2 separate regions of the Homo sapiens genome follow, and region 2 is linked to region 1. The links are chromatin loops, found by intact Hi-C in ENCODE. Cell type or tissue: ascending aorta. All regions are shown on one strand. Links, peaks and the distances in the headings refer to the core of each region. The heading gives the core; the rest is flanking DNA.

What was found. Hi-C counts contacts between places; a loop is a spot of excess contacts. Peaks named below come from ENCODE experiments on the same cell type or tissue, not always from the same donor. Only the 100,000 strongest peaks of a DNase experiment are listed, where the experiment ranks them.
Region 2: a loop joins it to region 1, with 2.8 times the contacts of the local background. A loop is called at or near these places in 3 of 110 quality-filtered maps.

Annotation. Positions count from the first base shown.
Region 1 is chr7:91,077,979-91,086,649 of GRCh38, forward strand. It overlaps CDK14 (cyclin dependent kinase 14), which reads left to right. Exons shown (of 15, transcript NM_001287135.2): 12 at 1,454-1,502. Among named protein-coding and RNA genes, the nearest start is that of FZD1, 180 kb to the right of the region's middle. In ascending aorta, for the core only: a CTCF peak has its summit at 5,076; a DNase peak (open chromatin) is centred at 6,433; H3K4me3 peaks cover 818 bases; H3K27ac peaks cover 1,616 bases.
Region 2 is chr7:91,457,026-91,465,696 of GRCh38, forward strand. The region is part of intron 3 of LINC02932 (long intergenic non-protein coding RNA 2932); the gene reads left to right. Among named protein-coding and RNA genes, the nearest start is that of LINC02932, 150 kb to the left of the region's middle. In ascending aorta, for the core only: no CTCF peak of the experiment used is centred there; no DNase peak of the experiment used is centred there; H3K27ac peaks cover 1,522 bases.

The sequences.
Region 1 (8,671 bases), core at 158-8,157:
TTTGGCAACATGTAAAAAACTGATAACAACCAATGCTAGAAGACGTATGGAGAAAGTGACATACTTTTTCATCACTGGTGGGAAAATGAAAAGTACTCTGTCGGCATTTATTAAAATGTAAAATATGCATACCGTTTGCCAAGCAATTCTATATTGGGGAATCTATCCAACAGAAATGAAAGCATCTGTAGGTAGAGAGACATGTACAAGGATATTTGCTGAAGTATTGTTTGTAAGGGAAAAGAAATTGGAAACTACTTAAAGGTTCATCAATGGGAGAACAGTTAAATAAATTATGGTACTTCTATTTTATAGAACGTTATACGATTTTAAAACAATTGTTACAGGCCAGGCGCAGTGGCTCACTTGTGTAATCCCAGCACTTTGGGAGGCCAAGGCAGGTCGATCACCTGAGGTCAGGAATTCGAGACCAGCCTGGCCAGCATGATGACACCCTGTCTCTACTAAAAATACAAAAATTAGCTGGGTGTGGCAGCACATGCCTGTAATTCCAGCTACTTGGGAGGCTGAGGCAGGAGAATCGCTTGAATCCGGGAGGCGGAGGTTGCAGTGAGCTGAGATTGGGCCATTGCACTACAGCGTGGGCAACAGAGCAAGGCTCTGTCTGAAAAAAAAAATTGTTACATATATTCTTGATTTGAAGGACTATCCAGTATATTTTGTTAAGTGCCAATAGAGTTTCAAGGGTAATGTTTATTGTAAAATCCGTTCAAAAAATCAATGGTATATATGTTCGTACATAAGGATGGGTGTATTTCATAAACAAAAAAATATGTGAAAAGGGACATAGCAAATCATTAACAATTGGTATATCATCAGAAGTGAAAGAATTTGCAGCTGAAGAGATTATAATGTCTATTCTGTATCACTTGATTGTTTAACTTGGTAAAACAAACATGTTCCTTTTTAAACTAAAACAAATCTAAAGATTGTTCACTGATAAATGTAAATATACGGTATAGGACCCTGGTAGTTTGGCTTTGAGCATGTATAAATACCATACAATATAGGAAAGGAGACCCAATATTATTGTATTTGGTCAGAGAAATCATCATAGGAAAAAAACAGCAAGTCTCACTTGACGAAATGTGTTGATATGCTTTTGTAAATCTACTTACAGGTTGGAGGTTTGGAATTTGCATTTCTTTTTTCAACTCAATTAAAACTTAGTTGTTCTAAGAAATAGTTATTAGGAAGCCAAATTATGAAATAAACCATCTTAGACTAAAGAAAACAATGCTTCACCGTTTAATATGTTGTTATCTTCCTGTTTTACTCTTTATAACTGCCCAGTATAAAAGTGAAGACCTTACTATGCTGGCCTAACTGACTGAGTAGCCCACTCTTTTTTTAAAGTTGAAGTTTTTTCAACATACTTGTAATATATACATTTGATACAAAGATTGTTTATCATTTTTCTTTTTTATTTCAGAACGCTTTACCCTGTACAGCTCTAAAAACCTTAGACAAGCATGGAATAAGTAAGTCTTTATACAGATTGTGCTCATTCTCTTTCTTTCTCTTTTAATATTTACAACTCTTCTCATACGTTTTTCATGGCATTGTTGATTCATCCTGCTGTGTATTTATTCATTCATTTAACCATTAAACTGCTGTTAAACCTTAACTGTGTGCTAGCTACTATGTTCAGCCTGAGCCAACACTGTATGAATTTGAGTTCCTAGAGCGATGTGGCATTGCTTCAGAACTGTAAATCCTAAAATTCCTTGTGGTCAGCCTTCTTGCAGCTAAATTCCAAGAAATATTTTTGTATCAGCAACATAGCATTTAGAAAATATAATATAATGACTGACTTTCTAATATAAATGATGTTGGTGACAACTTTTGAGCTAAAGTTGATCTTTCAGATTTTTTCACTTCGCATATTTTTCCCTTACGCCTTATTGGGAAGCTAAATGCATTTATGACTGAAGTGTGTGTTCTCCATTTATTTCATGTCTGTTCTCTCATCTGACCTTACTTCATTTTATTTGTTGTTTTTGAGATTTCATAAAATCTGAAGATCTGGATTTTGTAGTTACTCAGGAGACTTTTATTGCAAGCCAATGTGTTAGAAAATCATTAGAAGTGGGAAACAGTAATTTAGTCATTCCCGTTTACTTGTGAGTGTCACATTTCAAGGTTTATGCTGGATAAAAGACAACTGGAACTGGTTTGATTAAATAAACTGTAATTTGTCATAAAATTTTGTCTACTTGGAATTTAGTGTTATACTCACATTTTTTCACTGTTATCACGTTTAATTTTGGATACTCCCAGTTATGAAAAAAATAACAAAAAACTTTTTCATATTAAAATGCTGCTAATCCGTGCTCTCAGTGGATACAGTGGACAGCTAATGGCGAGGAACTCATGAAATGAATACATTAAATTCTGCGGTAGTTTACTTTAGGGATTTGGCCATTTATTTTTATTAAATTTGTACCTCGAATAACACATAGGTATAATCATTTTTGTCTAACCTGGGGCTTTGCATGTGCCATTTGAAGAGCCAGTTCTTAACCTCAAGGCTCCCCTGGGAAGCATTCCCTCTCCTGGGAGCTTCCTGTGCATGCTCCTCTTCTCTGCCTCCCCATTTCCTGATCACTGGTCTAACATATTTTAATTAAGTGCTTTTATACACCAGATAATATATACAGTATACAGTTCCTACCTTAATTAAATGATCAAACACATTCCTCTCATAGGAATAAGACATCATTCCTTCCAACCAGATAACCACTTTATGAAACAATTCTTGATAAAGCCATTGAATCTCTAAACCTACATTTAAAGTAACAGGAAAATCTGAAACTATCATACTGTAGCATAGCAGCATTTCTGGAGAATAGGTAATTAGAATTACAGAATTACAGAATTTATCATTAGAATTAATTCAAAGGCATTTAATAAACTGAGTCCCACCATTAGTCCCACTTTTTAAATATTTTAAGGAAAATGATAAAAGCTGAGCTTGAGGTAAGATTTTAAAATTATGAACATGACTTGTTTAGAACGATGCTATTTTTAAGTCCTTGTAAGTTTTGCCTTAAGGGTTTATTTCAGAAACACTAAGTAATAAAATCATTACTAAAAATATTAAAATGCTACTTTCTGGTATTCCAGTATTAAGTGCTGAATCTTTAGAGCCAAGCTGTAGCCTCTAGCCAATTCAAACCAAGGCAATTTAAAGAGAACTAAGATGCAGAGACGTTAATTATATTATTGATTCTTCCTCCAAATGGTCCTTGCAACCATCATCAGCATTTCAGCATCTTTCACTTAAGGAGTGAGATCAGAATTCAAAAGAACTACATTAAAAGACTATTACGCGAGTGATGGTTTTCTCTATTTCCAACTAATTTGCTTGTCTATAGCACAATTACTAAACTGAAGCAACTGTTAAATTCTCTTGTACAGTGGTAATAGGTTTAAAATAAATTGAACTAATTTGCAAGAACTAATTTGAATTCAGTTTAGATGGGTTAATATAAGATAGGTGGGTTAATATAAAAAAGTAGGTCACTGTTCAAAATTAAGTAACAATGCTTTTAAAAATATGTATTAACCTAGGTATTGAAGCTAGTGGAGATGTTAACCTGCCTAAGAGAGTAGGAATTTCTTGAGAAATGAATCCTTAAGTTTATTTGAATAGCTATAACAAAAGACCCAGTTTATTTTGGGGCCAACTCTGCCCTAAGTAACACCTAGGCAATTCCCTGCTGACTTCATTTATGTCAGCAACCATGGGCATAATTTCATCCTTTGAAAGATATTTTTATTGTTCTGGGAAAACAAAGCAGCAATGGGAGAAAATATAAGATCCAACAGATATCCAAATTCAAAAGAATAATAGAAAGAAGAAATCTTAATTATGCGATTGAGAATAATAAATATATATTAAAAAAAAAGGAAAGTCCTTTTATTCCCTCATACTAGAAGTGCATAATCCATGTGGGCTCTTCCTCCATAAAGGGGATTGTGGATTAAAGGGAGACAAATCTTAATTTTATAAAAACATGTACTGTTTTCTGACTGCCTTCAAACCATTCTATTTTATTTCATTGCAGTTATACTCTCCCTATTTCTCTTCCAAATCTCTCTATTTATAGTTGTCTGACATTGGCATGTATGTGCAATCAACCAAGAATTTTAGCCACTTAAAAGATCTTTTATTATTTTGGCTGGAGAAGAAGCCTTAGTGTATGCTCTCCAGCAAAGTTAAGGGGAAGATTCCAGGAACACATTTGCTTGTTTTGGAACTTTTAAACAGCTGAATGATTTCGGAGGTTTGAAAGTATCAAAAAGAGAACTAAGGATAAACCACTAAGTCACAGAAGACAGATCTGGAAAAGACCGCTTGTGGCTGGTAACAAGAAGCACGTCTACAGACTTGAATAGGCACAGGTTAACCTTTTCCTGCTTGTTCCCACACATGTTATGGTTCTGCTTATCCTCTCTTAGTTAAGTAAAACTGGATTTCTCCTAAGAACTTATAAAAATTGGTATTCTAAATTGTGTAGTAAATACAGAGACATTTAAACAAAGGTACCTTTCTGGAAACACAAAAATAGAGAAGAAAAATCTTACCTGCTACAATTGAATGTACCAGCAGAGTCTCCAACCTGAATTTAAAAGATTTAGAAATGTTTCCTAACTTTGTGTTCTTGAACTTTCCTTGAGTATTTTATCTGACTTGATGTTTAACTTCCAAGACATATTTTAAAGGTGACTTGCTAGATAGTTGAGTTACATATGCATAAAACATAATGTATTTAAAATAATATTCGGAGGAATAACGTAACTTTCACTCTGTATTTATGTTGGTGGTGCTCTATTGTATTTTTCTTGTCATTATAGCTGATGTGTACCATTAAGATTTAAGTCAGAGAATTCGCAACAAACTGAAAGACCCTGTTTTCCATTCTCCCTAATGTTCTAAGTCGATCTAAAATTTTCTAACATAATAATATATTGCAAAGTAAGCTAGAGTTGTAAATGTCTTTCCCTGTTTAAAAATGTGAGAGGAAGGTAAGAACACTGTTATTTCACTAGGAGGAGCAGTTGAGTTGAGTGAGTTCTTAAATCATCTTTCCCCACTTTCACTTTTTTTTTTCATTGTTGATCATTTTTGTTATAATTCTATTTACTTCAAAGTAACAATTTTAATTTATTTAGTGCCTGGAGACTTCTTCTTGTAATATTTTCAAAGAAATTATTCTATACATCACTATTAAATGTTTGAGGGATGGGTTTATTGGATGGATAAACTCTAAAGCAGACACTAAAGCAGACCTTTTGGAATTCCAGTCTTATAACTCAAAGGGTGAGCTGCAGCTGTCCACTGCCCAGCTCTATGGATTTGAGTTCAGCATTAGAACACTGCATGAGGTGTAGTTCTTCACCACATGCCATACCCTTGAAAATGTACTGTTTTCAATATGCAGACAGTCCAATCCAAGCAGGTCTCTTGTCCTGACCCTGCACTGCCATACATAGTATTGTTTGGAGGCCCCCAAAGGCTCACCTGCTTGCTTGGAAGTTGCAGTTCATAGCAATTTCTGGAGACATTTGTTTTCATAAGAATGAATCATTAGTTCAGTTACTAAAAGCATTATGTGGATATGATGTTTATCAAAACCCCCTAAACCCCTTGCCATCTAATAGAAAGCAGCTCTTCTAGGAAATTGCAGATAGGATTCTTGAAAGGAAAAAGAGGAGGACCTAAAATAGGAGATGCTTTCCAGGCCCTGGTGGGAGTCCTAGAGAGCCTTGGAAAAGACAATAAAGATCTGTCCAAAGATTCAGGTTGCAAGCAGGTGCCAGGAGGACAAAGAGAAAACTATCTGAGTGGAAGATGGTAAATTTGCCAAAGGCCTAGCCCTGATCACTAGCAGTGGCAACAGCATAAATGTGAAAGCATATGAAACGGACATAGTCAAAGGCCTGACATGCAACTCATCTCCACAGATATAGTTGTGATGGAACTAACAGTTAGCCTTTTGCAATGTACATTGTCACATCCCCACATATGCTTATGGCAGTCTTTTGAGGTAGGGCAGATATTATCATCTTGATTGTATAGCCTAAAATTAAAAACAGGCTTATGAGATCAAATGATCAGCACAATTGAAAATAACAACTAGGAATATATGTACTCCAGTGAATCTTATGAAGGGAATATTATCCATTTTAAAACCCCATATTCATGGGAGCTTATCAATATCTAATTTTATTTTGTTCTCGCCGCAGCCATGGGTGGGGATATCTCTTCTGGGACCTGATGTCATTCCCCATCTAGATTTCATGCAGCCAGGAGAGCTGGGACAGAACAGAAGCCTGACTTCCTCTGTCCTGGGGAAAACAGTGTTTGCAGCTGGCTGACTGCCCACACCACCAACTTGGGCCTCTCCTGCCCACTGCTGGGTAATGCACCATGGGAAAAAGGCTGGCTTTGTGACAGTCTAAGTGCCAGAGATGACAGGCCTGCCTGCTACCCACTCACACCCTACCAGTGAGGTTTGTCACCTCTTCCACACAGCTCCCACTGCCCCCAAGAGGTTAAGCCCTGTCATTTTGTGTCATTGCCAGATTTCTTATCCATGTCTCTTTTTTTGTAGCAAAGAATTCAGTGTCATTAATAACCCCTGGTGATGGCCAAGGGCAGGCCCCATGCTATTTGTTATCTGTTGGACACGCGTTTTTTGATCCCCTTCTGATAGACAGAAAATACCCATCTTCTCTCTTACTAATTGGCAGTATGTGCCAGGCTTGGGAGTTGGCAACAGCCATTGCTTTTCATCCTTTCAGATTACGTGTTGGACTCCTCATCCAAAAGTGCACGCTTACGATGCGGCTAATACCTTCCTCCTGCCATCCAGCTCATTAAGGAATAAAACCCAACCCTACTTCTGAAGTGGCACAGAGCTTCTAGAGGCAGCTGGGCTGCTCATTTCCCTGAAAGGAGGAGATGGAATTAGGCTTTCTCGAAGTCTTCTCCAAACAGATTCTAGAAGCATAAACTGTAGGAGTTCCTCTGTTCTCCCAAATATGCCATGGGTGTTTGTATTCTGCGACTGCCATAACAAATTACCACACATTTATTGGTGTAGAATAGTACAAACATGTTACCTTACAGTACTGTCAGGCAGAAGTCTGGAAGAGCTGAGCTGATTTCTTTTCTCTGGGTCTCACAAGGCCAAAATCAAGATGTTGACCAACTTGGGGTTTTATCTAGAGGCTTTCGGGGAGAATTTACTCCCATGCTCATGCAGGTTGTTGGCAGAATTCAGTTCCTTGGGGGGTATGGCTGAGGTCTCACTTCCTTGCTCGCTGTCTCCACCCGCTCAACGCCTCCTGCATGCTTCATCACATAGCCACCTTCTCCATCAAACAAGCTTCTGATCTCTCTGACTTCCTGTCTGCCCCATTTCCTCTGCCTCCAGCAGGAGAAAGTTCTCTGCTTCTGAAGGTTCATGTAATTAGATTGGGCCCACCTGGTTAATCCAGGTTACTCTCTCTGTACAGTCCCTTTTGCTGTGAAAAGTTACCTGTTCACCAGCTTCAGGGGTTAACAGGTGGACATCTTTGGGGGCCATTTTGCTTATCAGAAGTGGGTACTAGAGTTTCCCATTCAATCCGGAGTCATGGAGTGAAGCAGAGCACAGGGGAGCAAATCCAGTCCTAGCCAGGTCAGACACCGTCTATTTTGCCTGGTCTCTGACCCATCAGGTAACAGGCATAGGCTTCTGACTTCAAGTTGCCTGGTTCACAACTGGTATCTTTAAAATTATGTATAAGGAAGAAATCAGTTTTTATCTCTAGCACAGAGGAAAAAGAGATTATGCTCAAGAAGGCCGCTGGCCTCTGAGGTAACTGAAAGTTTGGCCCGACATTTCTAGGTCTGTGCTGACAAATGCAGTAGCCATTAGGCCTCTGTGGTTCCAGGGCACTTAAAATGTGACTACTGTGATTTAGGAACTGAATTTTTTTACTATATTTAAATGTAATTAACAAGAGTTAAGGGCCACATGTGGTTGGTTGCTGCCATATTGGGTGACACAATTCTAGATCATTTAAATGCTCGTCAGTGTAATACAAATGTGGATGTCTGCTGCTTTGGAAACACTACACTAAAGAGTCATTGCATTTTGCACTCAAGTGTCCAGAGATCTTGCTTTTTATTTTTGCTTCTCACCCCTATCTTTTATTTGTAAACACCCTGAGTATAATAGCTCTGGAGTACCCAATAAGCATAATAAATCTGCAGGGGGAATAGTGGAAATATCAAAGAACATCAAGCAGACATTCCTTTCCCTGCCTCCTCCCCTCCAGAAGCCACGCTGTTCCCTCCTGAGGGGCGCAGCCTGTTGCAAGTGTCTCTATTCCTTTCTCCTTCTTGTGTTGTCTCTCTCTCTTTTCTGTTGGGAACTGTTAGGGGTTAGACACACAGCTCTCTACCCTTTTTGAACTCCCTTAAGAATTCACCTCTCTGCTGTTGTTCCCGATCTCCTTGATCTCCCCTAACTCTACTCAGAAAACACCGTAAAGGCTCAGCTTCCTGTTCATCACATATGAGATGCTATTGAGAGGGGCTCCATTTTCTAAATAAGCCTTCCAAATAAAGAGCTGATCCAGGTCTTCCTCACTG
Region 2 (8,671 bases), core at 499-8,498, 380 kb after region 1:
GGAGGGGAGGGTGATAAGCAGAATATGATCCCACAAGGATGTCCACATTCTAATCTCTGGGACCTGTGAATATGTTACATTTCATGACAAAGGGGAATTCAGGTTGCAGATGGAAGACTGTGAATCAGCTGACTTTGAAAGAGGAAGGTTATCCTGGATGGGCTCAATCTAATCATATGAGCTCTTATAAGTGAAAGAGTAAAGCAGAAGAATGGGTCAGAAATGTGTTGTGAAAAGAACTTAACTCACCAGTGGTTGCTGGCTTTTAATATGAATGAAGGTGGCTACAAGCCAAGAAATGTAGTGGCCTCTAGAAACTAAGAATGATCCTCGGTTTACAGCCAGCAAGAAAATGAAAGTCTTGATCCCAAAATCTCAAGTAACTGAATTCTGCCAACAACCTGAATGAGAAGGAAATGAATTCTCCCCTGGAGTCTCCAGAAAGGAACACAGTGCTGCCAACACTTTGTTTTTAACCTAGTGAGATCTATGTCAGAATTCTGGCTTACAGAACTGTAAGATAATACATTTGTATTGTTTTAGCCTCTAAATTTATGGTAAATTATTATGACAGCAATAGAAAACTAACACAGCAGGTACATGGAGTTATGTACTGTTACAACAGTAACAGTATGTTACTTGTAATATTATTTTACAATATTATAACTTGTGAAGTAAGAAGTAGAAAGTTTCAGATGTGAACTAGGAAGTATAAAATGTTCTATTATTGACTATAAATGTGCTTTTATAAGTTAAGAATATACTTTGTTAGTCCTAGAGCAACTATGTAAAAACAGAATAATAAAAAGATGTTTAGCCAAGACACAAATAGAAGATGGGGCACTAAAAATATTTGATTAACCCAAAAGAAGGCAAGAAATGAACCATGGAAGACTAAAAAAAACCCAAGAGACAAATGGAAAACCAACAACAAAAGGGTAGACTTAAACCCAACCACATAAAAATTACATTAAATGTAAATGGACTGAACCATTCAATTAAAAGGAAGAGATTATTGGGCTGGATAAAAACAGAAAGACCAAACAAGATGCAGCCTATAAGAAATGCATACAGCTATATAAAAATTTTAAAGTAAAACAATGGTAAAAATGTGTATTATGCAAATAGTCATCATAAGGAAATTCATATGAAATAGTAATTTAAGACTTTAAGAGAAAAGATATTAGGGTATTATAAAAGATAAAGAAGGGCATTTTATAATGATATGACTTCCCATGCCCCTAAATATTCTTCCACTGAATGAGAGCTTCAAAATTTATAAAACAAAAACAGACAGAATCAAGGGAGAGAAATAAGCACATTTGCAACCATAATTAGAGATTTTAACACAAATCTCTTGGTAATTGAAGAGACAAGTAGGCAAAAAAATTAAGACATGAAAGACCTGAACAAACTATTAAGCAAATTTACCTAATTAACTTTTATAGAACACTATATCCAATAACTGAAAAAATATATTAATTTCTAGTGCACATGAAATATTCACCAAGATATACTGGGCCATAAAATAAATCTCAATACATTTCAGCAAAGCATGTTCTCTGACTAGATAGAAATTACGTTAATAACCATAAATAAGTTGTCACAAAAATGGAAATAAAATTACACACTTTTCAGTAACCCATGGGTTAAAGAAGTAATGAAAAGGGAAATTAGAAAATAAAAGTGAAAGATAATGAAAACACAAAATATCAAAATCTGTGAGATATTTAAAGCAGTGCTGATAAATTCATTTCTTTTGTGCTTATTCTAAAAAATAAAGTTTTAAAAATCTATTTCAACTTTTAAAAACTAGAAAAAGGATAGCAATGTAAATAAGAAAAAGGACATAATAATGACAAGGGCAAAAATAAGGAAATAAAAAAACAGACTGTACCCGAGAGAGAGAAGGAACATAGATTTTCAATATCAGAAATGAAAGAGAAGTATACTACAGATGCTAATGAAAACTAATAGGAAAATATCACCAACATAAAATAGTGAAATACCTTGAAAAATACATCTCACCCAATCTGACTCAAAAAATAAAAAATGTAAATAGCCCTATATCTATCAAGAAATTAAATTCATAATTAAAATTATAAGCATATATTAAAATTCAGAATTTAAAACCTTCTAATTTATTTTCAAACATTGGTATTTTAATAATACAATTTCTATCAATAACACCAACTTTACATCATCTCTTTCAGAATTCCAATAAGTATACAAAATGTGGCTCAATATTGTTAGCCATTCCTCTAAGTGTAAATTACAACCAGAAATCATACCAGTTCCTACCCATTATAATAGCTAAAATTAAAAAGACTGACAATTCTCAGTGTTAGTAACAATGTGTAGCAAGTGGACGTCTCCTAGATTCTGTTGGGAGTGTGTAAAACCACTTTTGAAAATAGTGTGACAATTTTTATATAGTTATATGTCACTTAAAAATGGGAATACATTCTGAGAAATATATCATTAGGTGATTTCCTTATTGTGAGAACATCATAGAGTATATGTATGTGCACACCTAGATGATATAACTTACTACACACCTAGGCTAAATGGTACATCCAAACATAGAAAAAGTACAGTAAAACTGTAAGTATAAAGTTTTAAAGACGGTGTACCTGTATAGAGCACTTACCATGAACAGAGCTTGCAGGACTGGCAGTTGCTCTGGGTGAGTCAGTGAGTGACTGGTGAATGAATGTGAAGGCCTAGGACTCACTGTACACTAAAGAGACTTTATAAATACTATACACTTAGCCTACATTAAATCTATTTTTTAAAAATTTCAGGCCCAGCATGGTGGCTCAGCACTTTGGGAGGCCAAAGCAGGAGGGTTGCTTGAGGCCAGGAGTTTGAGACGAGCCTGGACAACATAATGAGACCTCATGTCTACTAAAAATAAAAGAATTAGACAGGCTGGTTGGCGCTTGCCTGTAGTGCCAGATACTGGAGAGACTGAGGTGAAAAGATCCTGTGAGTCCAGGAGTTTGAGCTTGCAGTGAGCTATGATCATGACACTGCACTCCAGCCTGGGTGACAGAGCAAGACCCTGTCTCAAAACAAACAAACAAACAAACAAACAGCAACAACAAAAAGAAGTTCTTTCTTCAATAACATATTAACTTTAGCTTACTGTAACATTTTTACTTTATAAATTTTTAATTTTTTTAGCTTTTAGACTTTCGCAATAACACTTAGCCTAAAACACAAACACACGGTACAGCTGTACAAAAACATTTTCTTTCTTTATATCCTTATCCTATTTTTAAAATGTTTCTTTTTCACTTTTAAAACTTTTTTGTTAAAAACTAAAACAAAAATACACATATTAACCTAGGCCTACACAGGGTCAGGATCATCAAGACATCATGGGGCAATAGGAAATTTTCAGCTCCCATGTAATCTTATGTGACCACCATCCTATATGCAGTTCATTATTGACAAAAACGTCATGGTGTGGCCTATGACTGTAGTCAAATATGAATTTCCCATGTAACTGAGCAACTCTACTCTTCATCATTTACCCAGGAAAGAAAACATTTTGCCAAAGTATTAGATGAAGAGTCATTTTCTATGAAGAATAAGTATTCAATAACCATTTCCAGCGTTCCCCACTATTATCCTGGACTAGATGAATATAAAAGATATATTATCTGCCTTATGGAAACTGCCTTCTAAGATTAAAAAATAATCAAAATATACTTGAATTTCAAAAATTTAAAATCCACTTTGAATTGTACTTGCACAAGTTTTCATTTTTACATAATAGATCTAACTAGTTAGGGAGCTGTTTCTTTCTTGATGGCCTATCCAAGAAATAATTTTCTTTAATTTCTAGGCTCTTGAAATGATTGATGAATCTATAGAAGAGCTTTCTGTGCTGGTTCTCAGTGAATCACCAGAAAGACTCATGAGTTTCTTTTAACATTTCAAAGCTATTCAAAAGTGCAGTCCAATTTGGTAATTGAAAGAGTGATTATTCTCTTTGTGAATTATATAGCTTCTCTGTTTCTCTTATTCTTTGGTTATTTTATCCCCACTTGTCTGTTTCTCCATTGGAAAAGAGGCTTGGACACTAGAAGAAAGCCAGGTCATAGTTAAGTAAATATGTTTACTTGGCAAATACCTCAATTTGTGGGGAGAAATGAACACTGTAGTTTAAATAATGGTTTTAGAATTATCTTAAACTTTTTTTATGACAAGCTTCGTATCTTGACACTACTGATGTGGGGTGTGTGTATGTTGGGGTGGGGGAGGAAAGAGAGATGGTTATGATAAACAGTAGACTCAATAGTTCGAACATAAAACATAAAACTAGTTTTATTTTTAAAAACTGTTACTTGTCAAAGTAGACTTTTTTTTCTCCTGTTTAACATGCTACCTCTTAGTCATGGAGTAGCTATGAGCACAACCAATGTCATTCTTTAAAAAATTATTCCAATGGGGGCAATACTGGTCTTGGGAAGGAAAGCCTACACTTGATGCAATAATATATGGTTAACAAATTCACAATTGAGTGACTTTTCTTGCAGCTGTGGTTCAAATTATAGACATTTCAGATGTTTAATGGTGACTTTAATTTACTGTGAGGAAGTGTATGATGAGCATCTGGAAGGACATGATTTTACTTTAATCATTTTGATTTAGGTGATAGTAATTACAAGTATCATCATGGTCTGTAGAGAAAACATTGGTTTTACTGTTACCTGCCAGGACTTGTTTCCATCCTTTACCAGGGCATTTTTTTCTTGGACCAGGAGGAGTTAAATCATCATTCTGAAATTTCCTTTGCTACTTAAGTGCCTGGCATGATCATGGATTCATAATAATGGAACAAATTGATGAGTTTACTTAGCCAAAATGACTACGGTTTAAAAGATTAGGAATAATGGTGTTTAAGTTAACTGGGAAAAGCAGTGTTAATCTGCCCCAGAAACTTTACAGCTAAGTAGATGCAGCAATTTGAAAGACCTTGAAGTAACATAAACTGCTTCTGACTGTGCAGGTAGTTTTAGGAAAAGTTTCACTAAGTGCTTAGCCAAGAAGGCATTAAGTATGGAATGAGGCAAAAGCCTTTCTCTTAGCTCTTCAGTCATTCTATTTCCTGTTTTAACAAATACAAAAAAGAGACTTAAACTCAACAACAAAATATCTCAGCTAACTAAGAGGTTTTTCAACCCAGAGGGACTATTCAGAAGATAGGAATAAACATACTTCAATATGGAGACATCATTAAGCATATGTAGCACATGGCAGATATCAATAATATTTATTGAATGAATATATGAAAATACCACCAATCAAAACTTTATTAGAAGTCAGTTGTTGAACAGCTACTAGATTGTAAATTTATCTTACAAATATGAGAATCATGGTTTAAAAAATATGTGGAATCCCCTAAAGACTACTTCTCCATTGAAAAGATCCAATTCTGTTCTTGGCTCAGCTAATATCGTTCTTCTGGGCTCTCTGCCTCTTATATTTTTTTATCTGTAATATGGGGGCCACAGCATATTTTCTTTCTACATCACTAAGTTGTGGTGAAGATCACTTGAGCAAATAGCAATGTGTCAGAAACTGAAGAGAGTTGAAAGATGTAGTGTTTTCTATATTATTCTATTTATGTTTTCCTAGGTACTCCCTTTTCTCTTGTTCCTCTCCCACATAAATACTGCTGATAGGGGCAGGAGGCAGACATATCCCTAGGCAGATGAGGCGGGTTTCTGGTGAAACCCCACCTTCAAACCAAAGACACTTTAAAGCCTGAAAGCCAAGCTACAAGTCTTGATAAATCAATGGACCAGATTCAGAATCTCTCTTCCCGTGTGGCGCACTTTCCTCTGATAGATCTCTGCCCTTCTCCTATTTTACATATACCTACCCTTCCCTAGCTGGGTTTTTACACTGTCATACCCATCTTTGAGTGCTGTCTTTGTTTTAGCCTTTTTTGCATACTCACAAATCAATCAGCATGCACTCCCTTATTCTGAGCCCCTAAAAACCCCGGATTCATCCACACTTTGGGACTGCCCGCCTTTAGGTGGGAAGAGACCACCCAACTTCGGAGAGGGGGCTGCACTCTGGGGTCCTCTCTCTGCTGAGACCTGTCGCTCAGTAAAACTCTCCTCACCTTCGGTTGTCAGGGTAACCTCTTTATTCTTGGAAGTGAAACAAGAACTCGGGACCTGCCAAAATTGAGTACCAGAAAGGCTGTAACACTGTAGCCCTCCACCCTCTGCCAGAGGTGGGAAGCCATCCCACATTACGCGAAGACACCCCACATCACGGGAAGCCGTGGCAGGGCTAGGCCAGCCCCAGAGCCGTGGTCAAGAACAGGGCCACGGGACTAAAAGAGCTGTTAGCACACTGTAAAACACCCCCCTGGGCTTCACGGTTGCTGGCATCCCTGTTCAGGTGACACAGCATTCCCCTCGTCCAGACTCCACGCCCAAGGCAGAAGCAGGTTGTGGCATACCCAGCCCAGCTGCGGGCTGAGCGCGGATCCCGTGGCGAGTGTGGGATCTGCGCAGGAGTGCAAGCCAGGCGCAGTTCACTGGGCTGGGTGGAGAGGGTACCTCCTGTGGTGAGTCCGGGGCTGAGCCAGGCACAGGCAGGGGCATCACTGGCCATGGAGGTCTCCAGCTGGTGACGTGGCTCTGAGAAAAATCCTGCACAACTGCTAAAGGTATTTGAGATCCAGGCAGTGTGCTTTTTTCTGGACGTTATAAATAAGCCATGCTTTTGGTCCTGAGGTCACTCAGAGGTTATACTCAATTATTCCAGAGTCAATTAGGCCCAGTCCTGTTTAGCTAGGTTTGCTCTCTCTTGGGCTGTTTCTCTTGAAGCAATTTTTCTCCATATTAGAACCTCTCTCTAAGGATACATAGCAGAAATTAAAGAATGCCAACATCATATTTTCTTAGAGTTTAAAAAAAGGCATTAGGGACCTCAGCACAGACCGTCCTGTTACCTAAGCATAAGGTCACACAAAGTTCCTTGGTCATGAGAGACCACATCTACATATAGCAAAGCTGAGTACAGTGAGCCGAGATCGCGCCACTGCACTCCAACCTGGGCGACAGCGAGACTCTGTCTCAAAAAAAAAAAAAAAAAAAAAAAAGCTGAGTATTCCCCAGCTCCCTATCCAGTGCTTTTTTCATGACTCCAGTCTAATTAGTCTGGTAAAGATGCTTTTGGCATAGAGGAGTTGAAGGTCTTAGTTGAAGTGGGGGTAATCTTTTTGCCCTGTCTTTTCTACCATCTTTGCCTGGGTATTTGATAGGTGACTTTGAATGTGGAGTCTCAGAACCTGTAGTGAAGATTTTTAAAACTATGAACTCTGCAGGTCCCGGTTTTGTCCTTTAGTTCATTATTTGGAATCCATAAAACACAGATTCTATGAAGAGAAACTCCTAATGCCAGATGCTTTTAGTGGTTAGGTTATTATTATTTTTTAAAGTAGCAACTTCCAGACTCTAGTCAAAGTATATCCTGGACTTATAAATTATGGAATTTGTACTTAAGTACAAATTTATTTTGTACTTTTTTGTTTATTTTACGGAAATTTGAACTAAATATTCCCCAGGTAAAGGTATCATGATGGATGGAGGTCTCCCAACATAATTTCCTCCTTATCCAATTAGTCTACCAATCCTGCTAATCCCGTTCACCCTGCCAGTGCCTGGTTTAGGAAAAGCATGTGATCTGATTGTAACCAATGATCCATTAAGGAAGGTCTGCTAGGTGGGGTTGGGAATTATGGGAAAGATTTCCTTGCTCCTAAAAAGTTAACAAGGAAGACATGGCCCATTTTCTTTCTCTAGACACAGTTATATCCGGATGTGATGCCTAGAACTGCTACAGCCATCCTGATGTCTGCCTGAGAATGAACCCGACCAGAAAGCATTGTAGACCCAAAGTGGGTGTTAGAGAGGTAGAGACAGAGACCTGAGAAACTGTGTCTTTGGGAAATAATTATTTTAACCTGTTTAATAGAAGTTTTCTGTTAACTGCAGCTGAAGGCATTCTAATTGAAAATGTGGGTGACAGAAATTCTAACTTTATCCTTGATAACCCACCCTCACACCCTCATCTCTGAAAATGCTTTGAAAAATAGTTTGCTGATACATGGCCATTCTCTGTGAATTTCTCTCTAAGGAAATGTGGCTCTCAGAACACAGAAATAAAAATTATTTATAAAGACCCTTCCTAGATAATCTACTCTGCTTCAGGTGGGTTGGATAAAGGATAGAATTAGTTCAGGTATTAGAGAGAAAAGTCAACCAACAAGCCTATTAAGTGTCTACTTGTGCCCAGTATTTTACCCAAAACTTAATCGAGTAGATAAATTATTTGTATTTTTTCTTGAGAAAGATTGTTCATACTTGATTATTAGTTTCTAAAGAAAGTATTCTTAATTCCAAGCCTAATAGCTCTTATGTCATTAGTTTCTAGTGCAGAGAAATGTACTTGATGAATTTGTGTTGACTTTTTTTTTTGCTAGCCAATATGAAGGTTGCCAGTCCCTGCCAAAATCAGCACTAAAACTATTTTTCATGAGTAATAACAATAATATTCTTTTTTAAATAGCACCTTTAACCCAAAAATCTTAAGCCTATATAAACATTCACTCAACAATACACTCAAAATCTCAGTA